Regions from separate parts of the Mus musculus genome. Here region 1 is linked to region 2. The links are chromatin loops, found by intact Hi-C in ENCODE. Cell type or tissue: heart. All regions are shown on one strand. Links, peaks and the distances in the headings refer to the core of each region. The heading gives the core; the rest is flanking DNA.

Region 1 (8,332 bases), core at 19-8,018, 230 kb after region 2:
ACAAAACACAGCTCACTGCATGTGTCTCTGTCTCAGGGCATCGACCAGTTTGGGCCCCCCATGATCATCCACTTCCGGGTGCAGTACTACGTGGAGAATGGGAAGCTGATCAGGTATGAGAACAGGCCACGGGCCGGAGCCTCGGTGCCCTCTGCAGCGCTTCTTTCGGCAGACACCAAGCACATCCTGGTGCCAGCGCTGCCTGCCTTCCGCCTGTTAGCACATAAACGCTGCAGCAGCAGCAGCACTTGGGGCTTTGCTTGTTTCTTCACATTCTTGTATTCTTGGTGCCCACCACACCAGAGGCACATTGGTTTCTTCCTGAGTGTGGCAGGCTGAGGGAGAAAACGTTAATGCCACCAGCTCACATTTGCACACTCAGCCCAAAGGAGCTGTCAGTGTTTTGGAACAAGATTTATTAAATATGCTTATATTCTTTCCCAAGAGGGACAGGGCCACAAACTCTCAAACTCCTTGGTTTTCCATTAGCCTGGTTTCCCCTTCACTTGAGGTCTTGCTCGTACTCTTAATCACTAGTTTAAAAATTAAGAGTAAGCACACATCTTTAATCCCAGCACTTGGAAGGCAGAGGCAGGCAGATCTCTGCGGCCAGCCTGGTCTACAGAATGAGTCCCAGGACAGCCAGGGATACATAGAGAAACCCCTTCTTGAAAAACAACAAGAAACTAAGTGTGAGCCTGGAGAAGGGGGAGCTTCCTATGAAATCAAGGGTGCAAGCTGAGGGGCGGAGAACAGACTCTATCTTCTTGGAAACGGATGCATGATCCGTGTCAGGGTGTAAACTAGACTTAGCTGGTTGTGAACCTCTTTCTTTGGTGTGGGATTCAGTGCTAGAGATTACACTTCAGCGAACAGAAACTACAGGAAACATGAGCTTGTTTTCCTTTTCCTTTTAAACTTTGAGAGACCTTCATATGAAAGAAGAAATACGCGGGGCTAATGTTCCATGAAAAGCTAGCATTTGCTATTTTCTGTCGTCAGCAGGTGCAAAGTAAGAGTAAGGAGTATTAGTACATAGAGCATATTTCTAAGGCCTAGAAAGGTCATTAGTCAGCCTTCGCCTGCATGAAGTGCACACCCACTTTATATGGTAGGGATGGAATGCCCTGTAAAGAAGGAAAATAGATGACTTAGCCACGAGTAAACCCCATAGGGCTAATGAATGTTAACCCTTTATCTCTGTGCCCCCGCCCCCGCCCCACATACACACAGACACATACATACATACACCATCCAACAGCACTGAGTAGTGCCCTATCCTCGGGAAAAGAATTCCACAGATGCCTTCCCCTTAAGCTCTTCATCCTTAGCCCTGGTCTTGGTCTTAGGCACATATGTTTCTGTTATCATCTGCTGGTGAGCTGTGACCGCAGGTAGAGGCCAGGGACCTCCCTGAAGGCGCACACAGCCACAGTTGTTTTCCTTAATTATAATCTGCTCATGAACATTTCTTCTGATGTGACTAGAGGTCCTGTGACCCACCCACCCCTGCTAGCACCCCTGCCAGCACTGCCCATTCACCTATTCGGTGGACTGGATTTATTTCTGGCTTGGGTGGACTCGAGCGTGCACTATTAGCATTTCCTTGTGGAGGGAGTGTCATGGTTGTCGAGGCTTGTGCCCGTGAAAACACTCCATAAAGCATCCTCCTCCTCCTGTAGAACAAGGCATGTTCTTCAAGGAAAGCATTGGTTCTTTCATCCTCGGGGCAGCGGGGAAAGTAACAAGCCACTGGTGCTCAGATCTCCTATAAGCGTTTTACGTGCTGTAGAGCATCTGTGATGCGCTAAGGAGGGGAACAATCAAGGACCATCAAACAGGGAGGCCAGGCTTGCCCCTCGGTTTGTTCCCACTAAGGGAGTGAGAAGCACAACGTCGCTATGCAGACTGCAAGCGCCCAGCTTCTGGCACGTCCAGCTTGTGTTCTGTGACATATGCACCTTACTGGAGTGGAGTCCCTCAGAGCTGCCTTTTCTTTGGATGAGCCAAAGGCTGTGAGCTTTAGGGTCTGTTTTTGGCAGCTGAGCCTTCTGCCCCTGCAGCCTCCTGAGGTGGTGATCTGGTTCCAGCTTGGGTCTTCCCCACCTCAGTGAGGAGGACCCAAGGGAGCCGAAGCAAAGGGCCTCTGCTAGCAGATGCATATGAAATTTGGGATCTGTTGGCATGTGCTTGTAACATTCCACCAAAACATGACTGCTGTTTTCCCGTATTTTCTAGTGACCGAATTGCAAGATACTATTATTACTGGCACCTACGGAAACAGGTGCTGCACTCCCAGTGTGTGCTCAGAGAGGAGGCCTACTTCCTGCTGGCAGCCTTTGCACTGCAAGCTGACCTCGGCAACTTCAAAAGGAAACTGCACCACGGAGACTACTTTGAGCCAGAGGCTTACTTCCCGGCATGGGTAGGTACTGTCTGGATTCTCCATACTGCCTGTTCAGACACAAGCCTCTTCAAGAGATGAGCCTGCATGTTCTGGGCCCAGGGAAATCGCTGTGATGCCCAACTACCAATCGGAGGCTGGGAATCTTTCCTAGTCTGCTCATGACTGAGGAGGCTCTCTGGCCATCTTAAATGCAGAAGAACTTCAGCTTACCCAGCCCCGTGTTGGAATGTGCATAGCAGTGATACTCTGGGGTTTTTTGTTTTGGGGGGGTGGCGGTTTGTTTTGTTTTTTAAGCAGGGTTTCTCTGTGCATCCCTTGCTGTCCTGGAACTCACTTTCTAGACCAGACTGGCCTTGAACTCACAGAGATCCACCTGCTTCCACCTCCCAGGTGCAGGGACTGAAGGTGTGCAAGCCCACGCCTGGCTAGCGGCGACACTCTCCATCCTCCCGGTGAATTGTATTTTTCCCCTTTGAGGGAAAATGATTACTTCTCAAGCGATGAGATCATTCACAGTTTTAATGGGCTGAGAAAACAACTCTGAATCAACATTTGGCTCTGACCTCTGTGTCCTTCCCTGCCAGGCGAGGAGCCGTCCCCTTCTGTCAGGAGAAGATAGATAGATGTAGGTCATTCTGGCAGGAGTAGGCTCACACACATGCTCCGTAGCCTGTTGGGGTTGCCAGTCCTCCTGCAGGCCGCTCTGTCCCTCTCTTCTGTGGCCTCGGCTCTGGCTCAGGCTCTCTCCCCTACTGTTGATGTTCACCGGAACAATGGGTCACCTGCGTCCACAAAGCAGAACCGCCTGGCTGGCTTCCCAAAAGATAGGCCAAGTGTGCTTGACTTTCTGGCAGCTTCCTTCCCATCCGTGTGCGTTCCTCGGTCCTCTTCCCCCACCTGCTCCCCTTCAGGCAAGCACATGCCATCTCTCGGGTCATTCATGCCCTTTATGTTGCCTGATTCAGTAGGCGCTCTCTTCTCCTTTTGCTGAATTTTTCTGCTGCCCTTGGCACCTAGCCACTTACACCAGGGAGATTTCATCCCAATCACGGTTTTTCATGCCTACCTTCAGAATATGCAGGTAATGCCTAAATATGCCTGCCCTGTACAGTGAGGTGGCTACTCATTCCTTAGTTCCACAGACTCGGAACACCCCCAATCACACTCCTCCCTCCCCCACCTCCACAGAAACAGCCCTACCTCTGTTCCCCTGTTGTCAGAGGGCTGGAGGCTGCCATAGGCCCAGTTGCCAGAACCTGGCATCACATGGACTTGGCTTGGCACTGTGCCTCTGCCACATTCCTACCCACATGCTCTGATGTGCCCACTCCATTTCCTGTTACCCTGCTTAGTCCCTATTTTGTCACTATTGGTTTCCTTCTAAGTCTACTGCATCCTTCCGTTTGGCGTTCCCTCCCTGGGTCTCAGAGCTCAGCACAGTGTTGCAGAGCTATTCCTGCTTCGGTGTCCCCCAGCTTGCTCTGAGAGGAGCGAGCCTCTTACTTTACACAGTACCTGCAGGAACTCCCCAGTCACCTGTGGTGTGAAGTCCTGGCTCCCAAGTGTGCAACTCCAGGATCTGGTTGATTTCTTAGACTGGATGCTCTGGCACCATCCAGCTGGTGACTCTACAGATGTGTCCACACAGCTGCTGGGGTGCCTTAAACTTCTGAACCCACCGCAGCCCCAAGCAGGGTTTCTCTCTGCAGCCCCAGCTTCCCTGAAACTGCCTATGCAGACCAGGGTGGCTTAGCACTCACAGAAATGCTCCTGCCTCTGCCTCCTGAGTGCTGGGATTAAAGGTGTGGGCCACCACCGGCCTCCATGTAGAATCCTTTGTGAAGTATGAAAAGTAAGCACCAAACAACAGATGCTGAAGTCACGTTAGAGCTGAAAACTCGCCAGTGTCCCCCACTGCCACCATCCGAAGCCCTTGCTTCTGCTCGTGTTGCCACTGGCTTTTTGTGTTTTCAGACCCTTCTGAAATCCGCATGGCCATTCCCAACACCCTCAGTATGCAGCCACCGGGTGCAGGGTGTAACTCACATTTGAAAACTCAGTGGGGGGCTGGTGAGATGGCTCAGCAGGTAAGAGCACCCTGCTGCTCTTCCGGAGGTCCTGAGTTCAAATCCCAGCAACCACATAGTGGCTCACAACCATCCCTAACGAGATCTGACTCCCTCTTCTGGTGCGTCTGAAGACAGCTACAGTGTACTTACATATAATAAATAAATAAATCTTAAAAAAGAAAGAAAGAAAGAAAGAAAGAAAGAAAGAAAGAAAGAAAGAAAGAAAGAAAGAAAGAAAGAAAGAAAGAAAGGAAGAAAGAAAGCTCAGTGGACCCCATCCAATTCTAAGCCCCAGCAAATCACAGGGAGGGCGTGTTGAATCGAAACCGTTTCCTCCTGTGTTTTCAAGTAGAGTTCCTGGCCTTTCCTGTGAAAACCAGTGTTCCAAAGAGTCCCGCCTGGTCCTTTACCTTCCCCAGATGAACGTTTCTAGTCTCACGTTCTGTGTGGGGGATTGTGGGAGTTAGTGGGACTTCAGTCCTGCAGCTGTTCCCTGACATCATTTCTTCCCACAGTACCATCGTTTAAGAGCGTAATCCGTGAAGTATGTGAAATTACTTCAGTTTGCGTGGGACTTCTGCTCACGTCGGTGACTCTTTAAACCAAAAGAATCTGTTTTCCCCAATTACGATTGTTTGTTCTACCAAGTGGGCGTTATATCTTACAACCTTAACTGGTTCCTCCCGGTAGCCTAAGAAGACAGCGAAAATGGGATAAAAATTAGAATTTTCTAGTGAGAAGTATCCAGCTTCATGTGGCCTGAATTAGCTTCTCATCCTCTTGTCGGTTGGGGCACGGTGTCCCCACAGGTTGTTTCCAAGCGGGGGAAGGACTACATCCTGAAACACATCCCAAACATGCACAAGGACCAGTTTGCCCTGACGGCCTCCGAGGCCTACCTAAAGTACATCAAAGAAGCCGTCCGACTGGACGACGTCGCCATCCATTACTACAGACTGTACAAGGTAGGAAAACCCTCCTTCCTGCGCGAGATTTCAGCTCGCCTGAGAACTCTGCTTTCCTCTTACAACAAGCTGTGGGAAGCTCTTCTTTTGGCCTGCCCTTGGTTACACGTGTCAGGCCTCCGTGGTCTAGCCCGGAAGCAGCATGTTAGAGTTCTTAAATGTTTGTAACGTGTGATAACGAAGGGCTGCGATGGTGATCTGCCTCTGAGGGCCTTATGCTATAGTTCTTTTTCTGCCTGGAAGAGTAACCTTTGCAAGATGTTTGGTGAATGTTATTGTAGTATTGCCCTGTGAAAGCCCCACCCTCATTATATTCCTTTAATTGTGGGAATGTTCCCACCGACCCCAGTGCAGACAGAGCACCGTATGCCTCCTTTTTTTCCTTCAAACCCCCACACTGTATAAAAAGTGATCATTTTATAAGCCAGGAAACTTGAGGCTTAAAAAAGTTAAATAATTCACTAAGGTTGCAAAACCAAGTGGCAGAAATGTGGATTGCAGCCCAGGCTCCTGGGTGACAGAGTTTCTGTGATCAGTTAGTTGCCTCAGGGACTCGGGTGCTCCGTATTCTCTTTGCATCCTATGTATCCCAGGCCTCCTTTCCACAGAGCGCTGTGAAGATGCTCTGCACACTCATGCTGGGCCTCAGCGTGCTCTGCCTTCTCTTCCGTGCTCCTCTCTGTATCTTCCCTATCCTGACAAGGGTCATTCCTGACTAGAACTGGATTCTTCTAAGTACTCAGGGTATATTTGCAAACCCAGTGGGACGAAGTTGTTAAAACATGGCCCGTGGGGTCTGACCGTGGGTTGAATCCCAGTTTGGCTCCTTACTATGTGACCCAAGGCAAGCATTTAACATCTCTGTGCTTCAGATTTCTCATAGGTTAAAGGACACTGGGACCTACCTACCCCTTAGGACTGTGGGAATTGATCAGTGAGCCATACCTGTCACATGACAGGCATGATGATCAGCATGGGATTTTGTTGATATGTTGGTTGTCCCTACCGCACCCCTTACGCTGAGTTAATATAAATGGGACCATTGTCCGGGGAGAATATGTTTGGTCATATTGCTGGGTGGTCATGTTACTAAATGTAACTTCCTGGCTGGTTCCAAAGCTCAGAACACTCCCTCTCCCTCCCTCCCTCTCCCTCCCTCCCTCCCTCCCTCCCTCTCCCTCTACTTTCCTCCCTCCCTCCCTCCTTCCCTCCCTCCCTCCCTTTCCCTCCTTTCTTCTCTCTCCCTCCCTCCGGCTCCCTCAAATTACTGCCTCTCCATCCTAGGAAGGCATATGGAGGACCGTAGATCTCTGTCGAAATTCCTAAAGGGCTGACTCACTTTTTCTGAGAAATTTCATTCTGACATCTCACTCTACACAAGAAAATTCCTATAAGTGGCGTCTGGGACAGTCGGCTCCTATTCTGAAGTATATTAGAAATATAAACAGTACACTGGACAGAGTCCGGCCTTGGGATGGGATGTCAGTTAGAGGCCCTGGGGATCTGGGCAGCTGTACTGGTCATGGGCCATCTCTTGAATAAGGGAGACACTGCACTGTGAAGGCCAGAGGGGTCCATGCAGTAACTAACAGTCCTGACACGGCAAGGCAGGACGCCTGTGACATCAGCAAGTGTTCAGAACGTATCGCTGCTATTGCTTTATTTGCTAGTTTAAAGAAATCTGATTAGAAATTAATCTTTCAATAAAACTGATGTGTACAAATTAATCTTTTTGAAAAAAGAAAAAGAAAATTTGCTTAGTATATAGTTCTGCATTGTATAGAAAATATCTGCTTTAAAAAGACATTTAACAAAAGCTGTAACTGAAGCGGGGAGATGAGTTACTGGTACCTGACAGACACCGCCCACTTGGAGAAGTCAAACCGTTGCATCTGACTCACATACGGGCAGCTCATAAGGGGAAGCAGACCGTTCTGAAGGAAGCACCTTTTGCCTGGTTTCCCATACACGTCTCAGACGTGAACTACAGCACTGCCTTGGCCCCAGGCTTACTTCAGAAAGCGTGGACATCGCCTGGGGAGGGAACCTGCCCTGAGTGTGTGCTGATGGAGCAGGCTCCGTTGAGCCCAGCACTGCATGTGCCTTTCCATGCCAGAGACAGGCCAGGCAAGACCATGCTTTCTAATGCTTCTTCCTGTGATCCTGAGAAAACTGGCCTTAAACTTAATAAAGACCCAGGGGCTGGAGAGGTGGCTCAGTGCTTTGGGGTACTTGTTGCGCTTTCTCAGGACATGGGTTCTATGCCTGCCATCCAAGCAGTGGCTCACAGCCATCATTACTCCAGTTCCAGGGCGTCTAACACCCACTTCAGCTTCTGCCAGCCCTGAGTACATGGGTGGTGCACAGACATACAGCCAGGGAAAATACCCAGGCATATAAGATAAGCCAAAGCATCCTTTGAATTTAATAAAGATTTGACAATATTCATCTATTGTCTTATAATATCTGGTAAAAAAAAAGAATATTTATTAGTAACTTTTAAGGCTTCATGCCTTACTCATTACACATAAGTCCTTGAAGATTGGCCAAATCTGAGCACGTTTTTTAATTGTACTGTTTTTTCCTTACAGTTAAAATGGCTTAAGGTTTATCATTTATATACACATATACATACACAACGGAATGTATATCATATCAGCAATTAGTAAAATAGCACTATCAACCTTCTGAGGGAGAGCCCTCGGTGTTTGGTCACTTGTCTGTCCTTTTTGAATCACAGATAGGGAGCTAGGAAAGCTACAGGATTTGAAAACCATAAAGTCAGACGCAGCTCAGACTGTAACTGGACATTGCCCTGACATTCTAACATCCACACATTCATTAAGCACGGGGAAGGTAAGAACGTTCACATGGCGAGGGCAGCGTGCAGT
Region 2 (8,332 bases), core at 91-8,090:
TTATGCAATTTCCCCTTGTCTGAGGCTGCTGCTGTAGGGCTCTTACAGTGATGACTTAAACCAAGGATCACTTAGAATCCCTCTTGTCAATCCCAGTTAACACCAGATGCAGCACCTACCATGTGCTGGGCACCCTATTAGACATATCACATGATCTTGTTTAATGTTCATCAAGACCCTCTGAACACTCAACTTTAAAGATGAGAAAGCCTGCCTTAGAGAATCTAATTCACTCTAAGCTTTACAGGAACAACAGCCCAGTGGGGCTGAGTCCCTATCTCTATAGTCACTATACCAGTGTGTCCCATGGAGGGAAGAACTAGGATGCTGAGCAACTACTGCTCCCCAAAAAGCACATGGCAGAGAGCCATCAGCAAGCAGCCTGCAGTCAGGGCTACATTTTCACAATGTGGAAGCTTTCCAGTTCAGGGAAATGCTGGGTCTGGTTTGTTATCAGTGTGATAAGACGAAGGGAGACTTGAGAATCTGTACCCTTAAAAGCCTTAAGGGACAAAACAGATAGATAAAGGAGTTAAAGACGGCCAAAATTTCTGGAAATTTACATACTAGAGAGATGGAAAAGATGTGATGATGCTAATAGAACTCTACTGTGACGATGTAGGGCCAGGCAGAATGTGCACGCAGAATGCTAGGCATATATTAGAAACCGGCTGTGCTGGGTGGCGGCAAAAGTTTAACTGGAATAAAGTGGGCTGGCCCTTGCCCTAAGAGATTTGGATTTTGGAGGAAGGGAGAAGGAAAATCTAAATAGGAGACATTCTGAGCTATGGATATGAATGAGTTTGGGGGCCTGGGAAGGTGGAGTTGAAAAGGGCTGACTGCAATGTAGGGATGTAGCTTACATGGGGGACAGTGGAGAGTGGGTGAGCATTGTTAGTTTAGGAGTTAAGAGTGAAGACACCAGGAAATCACAAGTACATGGGAGAGATCACCACAAAATTGTTACATTATATCTTTTGTACCTGGTGTGGCTCATTCTGTTTGTATCAAATGGCCATGGCTTGAGTTTATATTTACTCTACATTAACAATAAACCACAGAACTAGGCTCTATTATCTCTTTGGCAACAGAGCCATGTTCTGTCTGCCCAGATTCTCCCCTGAGCTGAAGGAGAAGCCATGTTTGGAAAGTGAGATTGCTCACTGCTCAAAGTCAAGGGCACTAGATGATCTCCAGGAACTGAGTCACCAGCTATGGTCGCCTCCACTTCCAAGATAAGGTTGTTCCTGTCAGCAGAGTGGCAACGCTTGCTTGGACCAGCCAGAACCTGCTCTTCAGCTTGGAAAGTGATAAGACACACTGGCATGTTTTTGTTCTCTTTTCCTAAATTCCAAGCTGACTACATTTGCACTGTTTTTCCAGTCAGAGGGCTATGCAGTTTTCTTGGTTATAAACTGATTTGCATAAGCAGCAGTTCACCTGAGCAGGCATGTGGGTCATCCTGTCTCTTAACCAGGCATGAGCTACATTGTTCCTGTCTCTTAACCAGGCATGAGATACATTGTTCCTGTCTCTTAACCAGGCATGAGATACATTGTTCCTGTCTCTTAACCAGGTATGAGATACATTGTTTCTGTTTCTTGACCAGGTATGAGATACATTGTTCCTGTCTCTTAACCAGGCATGAGATACATTGTTACTATTTCTTAACCAGGCATGAGATACATTGTTCCTGTTTCTTGACCAGGTATGAGATACATTGTTTCTGTCTCTTGACCAGGCATGAGATACATTGTTCCTGTCTCTTGACCAGGCATGAGATACATTATTTCTGTCTCTTGACCAGGTATGAGATACATTGTTTTTCTTGGTTCTATTGCAGGATTAATTTGTTCTGGCTGTGGAACTGGGGAAACACGTTATCAGGAGCAGCTCTGCTGGAGATGAATTTCATCCATTCTAAACTGATATTTCTAGTTTCTGAGTGCGCTCATGCCCAGGATGCTGGAGAGGTGCAGCCTCTGTGGGAATCCTGTCATTTTCTGTACTTTTCAATAGCTAACATGATTCATCATGGTGCTATTACACGTTCTGAATTATCCCTCTTCTTTAAAGCTATGTGTGAATAAGGAAATCTGTTTCCCTTTGTGTTGAATTTAAAATAGAGATGTGTTATGGATTATCTGTAGCGTCCTAGCTTCCAGTATTCAATGTCTTATTGACAGACTTATTAAGTCAAGGCAGGTGACAACTGAAACACAAGATTTTTTTTTGCTGAGATGCCCAAGAAACACAAAAACAAGAATAACTGACTTAATTTAAGATGGACAAAAGACATATGCTGACGCCTACAGACACTGTCTACGGTGTAGCTGTTAACAGGATGAACCGAGAGGCATGGCCTTGCAAGTCCATTCCACATACCCTTACCCTCCCAAACCAGAGAAGCCCAATGGTGCTGAAAGATAGTGGGAACCTGGACCCATTGTTTATACTCTACAAGATCATTCTATATATGACCTTGATTCTGACCTGGACAGGACAATAAATAGTCCAGAGAAGAATAGATTGTCTTCCAAAATAAATGGAACAAAACTCAGTTTCTTTTCCCTACCCCTGTCCCTCTGTCTCCCTTTCCATCTCTAGTCAGAGACCATGGCTCCTCAACCACAGCCAAGACAGGAAGATGAGTATCACCTGCTAGAATGGCTTGCTGTGTAATGAAAAGAGCTGTGATGGGGGACTGGTGCGTCCCCCTATACACCTCTCTAAAATACAACAGCAGAGTGCCTCTCATCCCCCACCCCTTTACAGCCCAGAAACCATTGCTAGAAACTCCAGTATCGTGATCAGATATTTGAGCTGGGAAGGTGTGTTGTAGAGCCCGAAAGGAGGATGCGCACCAGCTTCCTCTCTGGTCTGCTTTCTGGGTGTTCAGAAGAAAGTAAGGAGGTATGACTGCTTCCCCAGCACTCTCTGAACATAGAGTTCTCTTTTCCAATAGGTATAGGTGGGGAATGCTCAAATGGCCCCTGAGAGATGGGCAGTTCCAGATACGGAAAAAGAAGGCTTTGACCAAAGCAGCATGGTATCTCTGTAAGTAAATTTCTTCAGGAAAGGATTCATCTCAGGATAGATAGTTTTGTATCTCTAAGATGATTTACAGGCAGGAGAGAGAACGAGGCCCTCAGGGGAAGGGTGGGATAAAGGAAGAAAGGTAGCCACCCGACCCAAACCATGAGAGCAGAAAGAAAAGGGTTTGGAGGCAGCTGCTAAAGCAGACTTCACTCCACAGCCTGGAGTATGAGAGCCAAGGGAGGTGACAGTGAACACCCATAGGAATTACATGCATTCCTAGTGAACAACCTGAACAGGGTGCAGGGAACAATGGCCAGAAACAGTAGAAGGCAGCCTGAGCCGAAGACCATCTGGGAGAAAATTAAAATTGCCAGACGCCCATAGAGGCATACTTTATAATGTGTTGAAGTTTCATGCTAAAGAATCTTTGAAATGAGCAGTTTACCAGCGGGAGAACTGATAGCAGCTAAATGCTGCTGTAAGAAACAGGATTATAGTTGAGAATTCCAGGTTACTGGTAGGGTTAGCATGCAGAGAGGCTCTGCAAATTCATTTTCAGATTTACAAGAGAGAGGGGGAAAGACAGAGAGAGACAGAGACAGACAGAGAGAGGCGGAGAAACAGAGACAGAGACAGGTAGAGACAGAGATGGAGACAGAGACAAGGAGACAGAGAGAGAAAGATGGAGACAGAGACTGAGAGACAGGCAGATGGCAGAAAGAGGGAGGGAGGTAGAAAAAATGTCTCTAATGATCACTCTGATCTACATAAAATACAAAATAAGTATCTCAAATGTTTCTAAACTGTACATTAAGTGCTAATGTGTACCATGGGAAATGGGGTTTATTTAGATCTGGAAAGCTAAAATCACACACAAAGAAATTGATAAATAAGGATAAAGAACTTGTAGTTCAAGTTTTCCATAATGAGCTGATGTTATTTTATAATTGGGAAAAAAATACAAAATGTTACCATTTACCAAGAAATACTCTTTTCTCTAAGTGGCTTTAAGTTTGAAACCCAGTTTATTTCTAAACTGAGATTACTACCAGATCAGATGGAAAGGTCTACCATCAATTAAAAGTGAAGGGATCCCAATAAGCTGGGGCCAGAAGAAACTACATAGAGGGGCTGGATCGACAGAGCAGTAGTTAGGAGCACTCAGGGCTGCCTTCAGTTCCAAACACACACTGGGTGCTCACTGCTGCCTCTCACTGCAGTTCCGGGAGATACAGCGCCCTCTTCTGGCCTTGGAGGGCATCTGCATGCACACAGTGCACATACCTACACTCAGCAGGGTATGCACACACAAACACACACACACACACACACACACACACACACACACACACACACACACACACAAAACAAATAATGAAAAAAATTTCAGAAAGAAAACCAAAGAAACAAGGTCTATAAATGCTTTTCTTTTTCCTCATCTGATCTTTTTTGATCAGTTAGAAAAATTCTTAGCATGGGTGAAAGGGAACATTAGTCAGTAGACAGTCAAAGTAGGATGGAATCTGTCTTCTCAGCTGATGTATCAGTTTACAACTGCCAGTTCCTTATGAGTTTTCTTGGGAATTCATAAACTACAGTTGAGACAAGCTGAGAATCTTGAAACAGAATGTTTCTCCTCTATGATTTTGGCCTTTAGTGAAGCTTTGATTTGAAGTAGGAGAAGGGGAAATCTCATGAATTCTTGCTTGTACACGGTTAACTAGAATAGGTATAGGGACAAAAGCGAGTGATTGTCATAAATGTTAAATGTTCATCTAAACTTCGATCCTTTCCCTCCTTCCTTTATGGTTACACTGTGATATTTGTCTTTTTTGAATTTATCTCTCTACTTCCCTTGATTGTTAAAAGAAAAAAATATATTGGAAGAGATATGAAGAAAACTCTAATACTGTGCTACAAAAATGTGGTTGCTTCTTAGAAAATCTTGCTGCCATGTAATTTTGAAAAACAAAATCAGAAAATCAAGATGTTGGCCAGTGACCTCTGCCCCTGCCCAGTGACCCTCCTAAAATGCCACCCAATCCCATTAATAGTTCTTGACAACTCTATGGAATGCCATCTTAAACACTTCAAGCATATGTGGAGCGTATAAAATAACACAGGGGAATTTATAGATTATGGTTTCCCACTAACTGTTCATCTCTGGGCTCCAAAGGACTTCTTTGTAAAGCAGATATTTGCTCATTTGATAAATGAGACAACTCCTGTCGGGTAAGCATTTTAAAAGATGTATATCACTTGCGTGTATCAATGACCAGCAGAACCAATACCTTATAGTAGACTCACTGCCTCATCCCAGCTCTGTAAGAAACATTGAGCTTTGTCTCCACTCTCAGTGGAGAGCGAATGAAGCAATGCACGGGAGAAACAAATAGCTCACAGGTGTTACCCTGGCTGCGTTGTTTCCCCTGGGCCCGTGTTTCTCCATCTGTAATCAAAAATAATAAAGTTGCTTTTCCCAAGAAAGCGTGACACATAAGAAGTGTCCAGCAGAAGTTGGCTCGTCACGACTGTTATGCATGCCATTGTTTATTTGTACACACAATAAGAAAGAAAGAAGTGACCAGTGCATAGTGAAGAGGTAGGGACCATTTGTTTAGAGAGTTTAGACTCGAACTGGGCTTTTTTTTGTGTGTTAGGTAAAATACAACTAGCTGGGGACCTAAACAAGAAAGGGGTCATCTGAGGTGGGAAATGACAGCTGGAAAGGAGTGCTGCCACTGGAGAGAAGAGCCTCATGGTTCAGTGGGAGTGGATTGACCTTTCTGAGGAAGAAAATGGAGATGGGTGCAGTGAGACTATGGAAGCTTTACAAGTCGGGCAAGGGTGTTTGGATTTGATAGGCTCCAACAATGCATTGTCTAATCTTGATTGAGAGAGGGATGGGACCAGGAAGAGACTGTCCTGAGATGCAAGCTGGTGGGCAGGAAGCCCAACTCAGGGAGGCTAGAGGGAAGGCTGTGGCAACAGCCAAGCTGAGCTGTCATCGGAGGTTGGCAAGCAGAGTTGAGAAAGAGTCAGGGCCAAGTTACTGTCAAGGCCTTGAAAAGTTGCAGAGCCGTGAGGGAACACAGTTGCAACTTGGGAATCTGGTGCCATGGTTTACAAACACAGTTGACACATAAACGTGGATTTATGTAACAACTGAGGCTACATAATTGAAAGGTCACTGAATAGCTGAGGTCATTGTCTGTGGCCAAGCAGGAAAACCAAGACTAGCAACTGAGAAAAAAAAGGTTGAGAGACCAGTTCCCACTTGGATTTTTATAGTTGTTTCTATGTTGCCTGTATCTTACTTAGGGTTTCTACTGCTGGGATGAAACACAGTCACCAAAAGCAACTTAGGGAGAAAAAAGATTTATCTTGCTTTCAGGTAACAGTCCATCCCTGAAGAAATCAAGGCAAGAAGTGAAGGAGAGGGCGCGGAGGGTGCTGCTTACTGACCTCCTGATAGCTTACTCATTCTGCTTTCTCATACCTCCCAGGACCACCTTCCCCAGCAAACCCCACCCACGATGGGCTGGGCCCTCCCACAATCAATCACTAACTAAGAAAATAGACCACAGGCTTGCCCACAGGTTAGTCTGATAGAGGCATTTTCTTAATTGAAGTCCTCTCTTCCTAAATGACTCTACCTTGTGTCAAGTTGACACAAACGAGCCAGCACAGCATGTTGGCCTGCTGGGTAAAAAAAAAACCTGCCAAACACTGGTTGAAAAGAAAGACCTGTGATGACCTACCTGCCTATGTTCATCCTGCAGTGGTTACTGGAGGGGAGAGCAGCAGGCCCACATGTGAGGCTGAAATGAGTTCTTTGCTAAGAAGCTGGAAGGCTGGCAGTCCACTGGAGGAATAGTAGCTGTGTGTCGGGGAGCAGGGAGTCGTGATGTGGTGGTAAAGGTTGTTGCTCACTTTCCTCCAGTAAATGAAAACCTTATAATGCATTGTCCAGTAAATGACTGTCCATTCAACATGCTGAGTCATAGCTGTCATGATTAATTCCTAGGCCAGTCATGATGGCAGACACCTCTAATCACAGCAATCTGGAAACATGGGCCAAAAGACCATGGTGACTCACCTGATCTATGTAGTAAGTTCCAGGCCATCAGGGGTTACATGGTGAGACAAACGCTATGTCAAACAAACAAACAAACAAACAAACAAAAAACCAAAAGGAACTGCGATGAGGAATTCTCTAGTTCTGAAGATCTGGCTGATGTCACTTAAATGTATGCAATTTCATCCTTTTCCCTGCAAATGCTATAAATTCATTCTTTGTTATCCATTCATCTGTGGCTAGCCACCTACCCTGATTCTGTAATTTGGTCATTGTGGACAGTGCTGTATAAAGATGGGTGTGCCGGTGCCTCTGTGGTGAGCTGACCTGTGGTCCTTCGGGTAGATGCTCAGCGGGGGAGGGGTATGGCTGGGTCATACACACGTTTACTTGTAATTTTCTTTGAGAAATCTCCCTGCAGATGCCCACAGCATTGTATGTACTGATGTCTATCCCTTCCAGCAGTGAGTGAGGGTTCCTCATCCCACATCCTAACCAGCATCTGTTGTTTTCTTGGTCATAGCCATTCAGACGAGGGTGAGAAGGCATCTCAGTGCAGTTTTGACTTCCTCTTCCCTGGTGGGTTAGGGTGTTAAACATTGCTTTGTATTCATTAGCCGTTTGTACTTCCTTCTCTGAGAATGGCTGGTTAAGCCCACAGTACGTTTATTGATTGGATAATGTTTCCACCCATCTGTAGAATCTACTGCAGAGAGTTAAAAAGAGAAGCACATGAAATTAAAAGGGGGACTCCAGGGATGTGAAAAGGGGGAGCTATAAGGGAAGGGGGCCATAAGAAAGACCACTAAAGGAAGGAATATGAGCAAAATGCATTATATTCATACATGTAAAAGCCATGAAGCTCACTTCGTTGTACAATTAACATATGCTAATAAAGATGCAAGACAAATAATAGTAATTAATGTCTGCGGAGCCACATGTAGAACTCTGAAGGTGAAGATATTAGCATGCATCATCTCTTCAGGCTAAGAGGCCTCAAGTTCAAAGCCTGGATCACATTCATGCTGCCGTCATTTTAAGAAGGTCACACTCTGCAGGCTTACAGCTACAATCCAAAAGGGGGGAAAGTGCCAAGTGCCTGTCATCTTCAAAAGTGCAAAGCCCGGGGGAGGGACAGACACTGCAGGAAATGTGCCACCTGGGCCCCAAGTTGACTCTCCTCAGAACCTGTTTTCTTTGAGCACCCAAGCTGGC

The links. Peaks named below come from ENCODE experiments on the same cell type or tissue, not always from the same donor. Only the 100,000 strongest peaks of a DNase experiment are listed, where the experiment ranks them.
Region 1: a loop joins it to region 2, with 6 times the contacts of the local background. A loop is called at or near these places in 3 of 42 quality-filtered maps.

Annotation. Positions count from the first base shown.
Region 1 is chr12:70,878,381-70,886,712 of GRCm38, forward strand. Frmd6 (FERM domain containing 6) reads left to right here. Exons shown (of 14, transcript NM_028127.3): 5 at 37-113; 6 at 2,239-2,425; 7 at 5,286-5,441. Among named protein-coding and RNA genes, the nearest start is that of Gm32664, 21 kb to the right of the region's middle. In heart, for the core only: CTCF peaks have their summits at 3,098 and 5,937; DNase peaks (open chromatin) are centred at 2,361, 3,181 and 3,601.
Region 2 is chr12:70,648,662-70,656,993 of GRCm38, forward strand. Gm24474 (a long non-coding RNA gene) reads left to right here and starts at 1,088. Exons shown (of 2, transcript XR_381651.4): 1 at 1,088-1,576; 2 at 1,844-2,046. In heart, for the core only: a CTCF peak has its summit at 4,256 (motif pointing left); DNase peaks (open chromatin) are centred at 340, 1,210, 5,480 and 6,000; H3K27ac peaks cover 1,652 bases.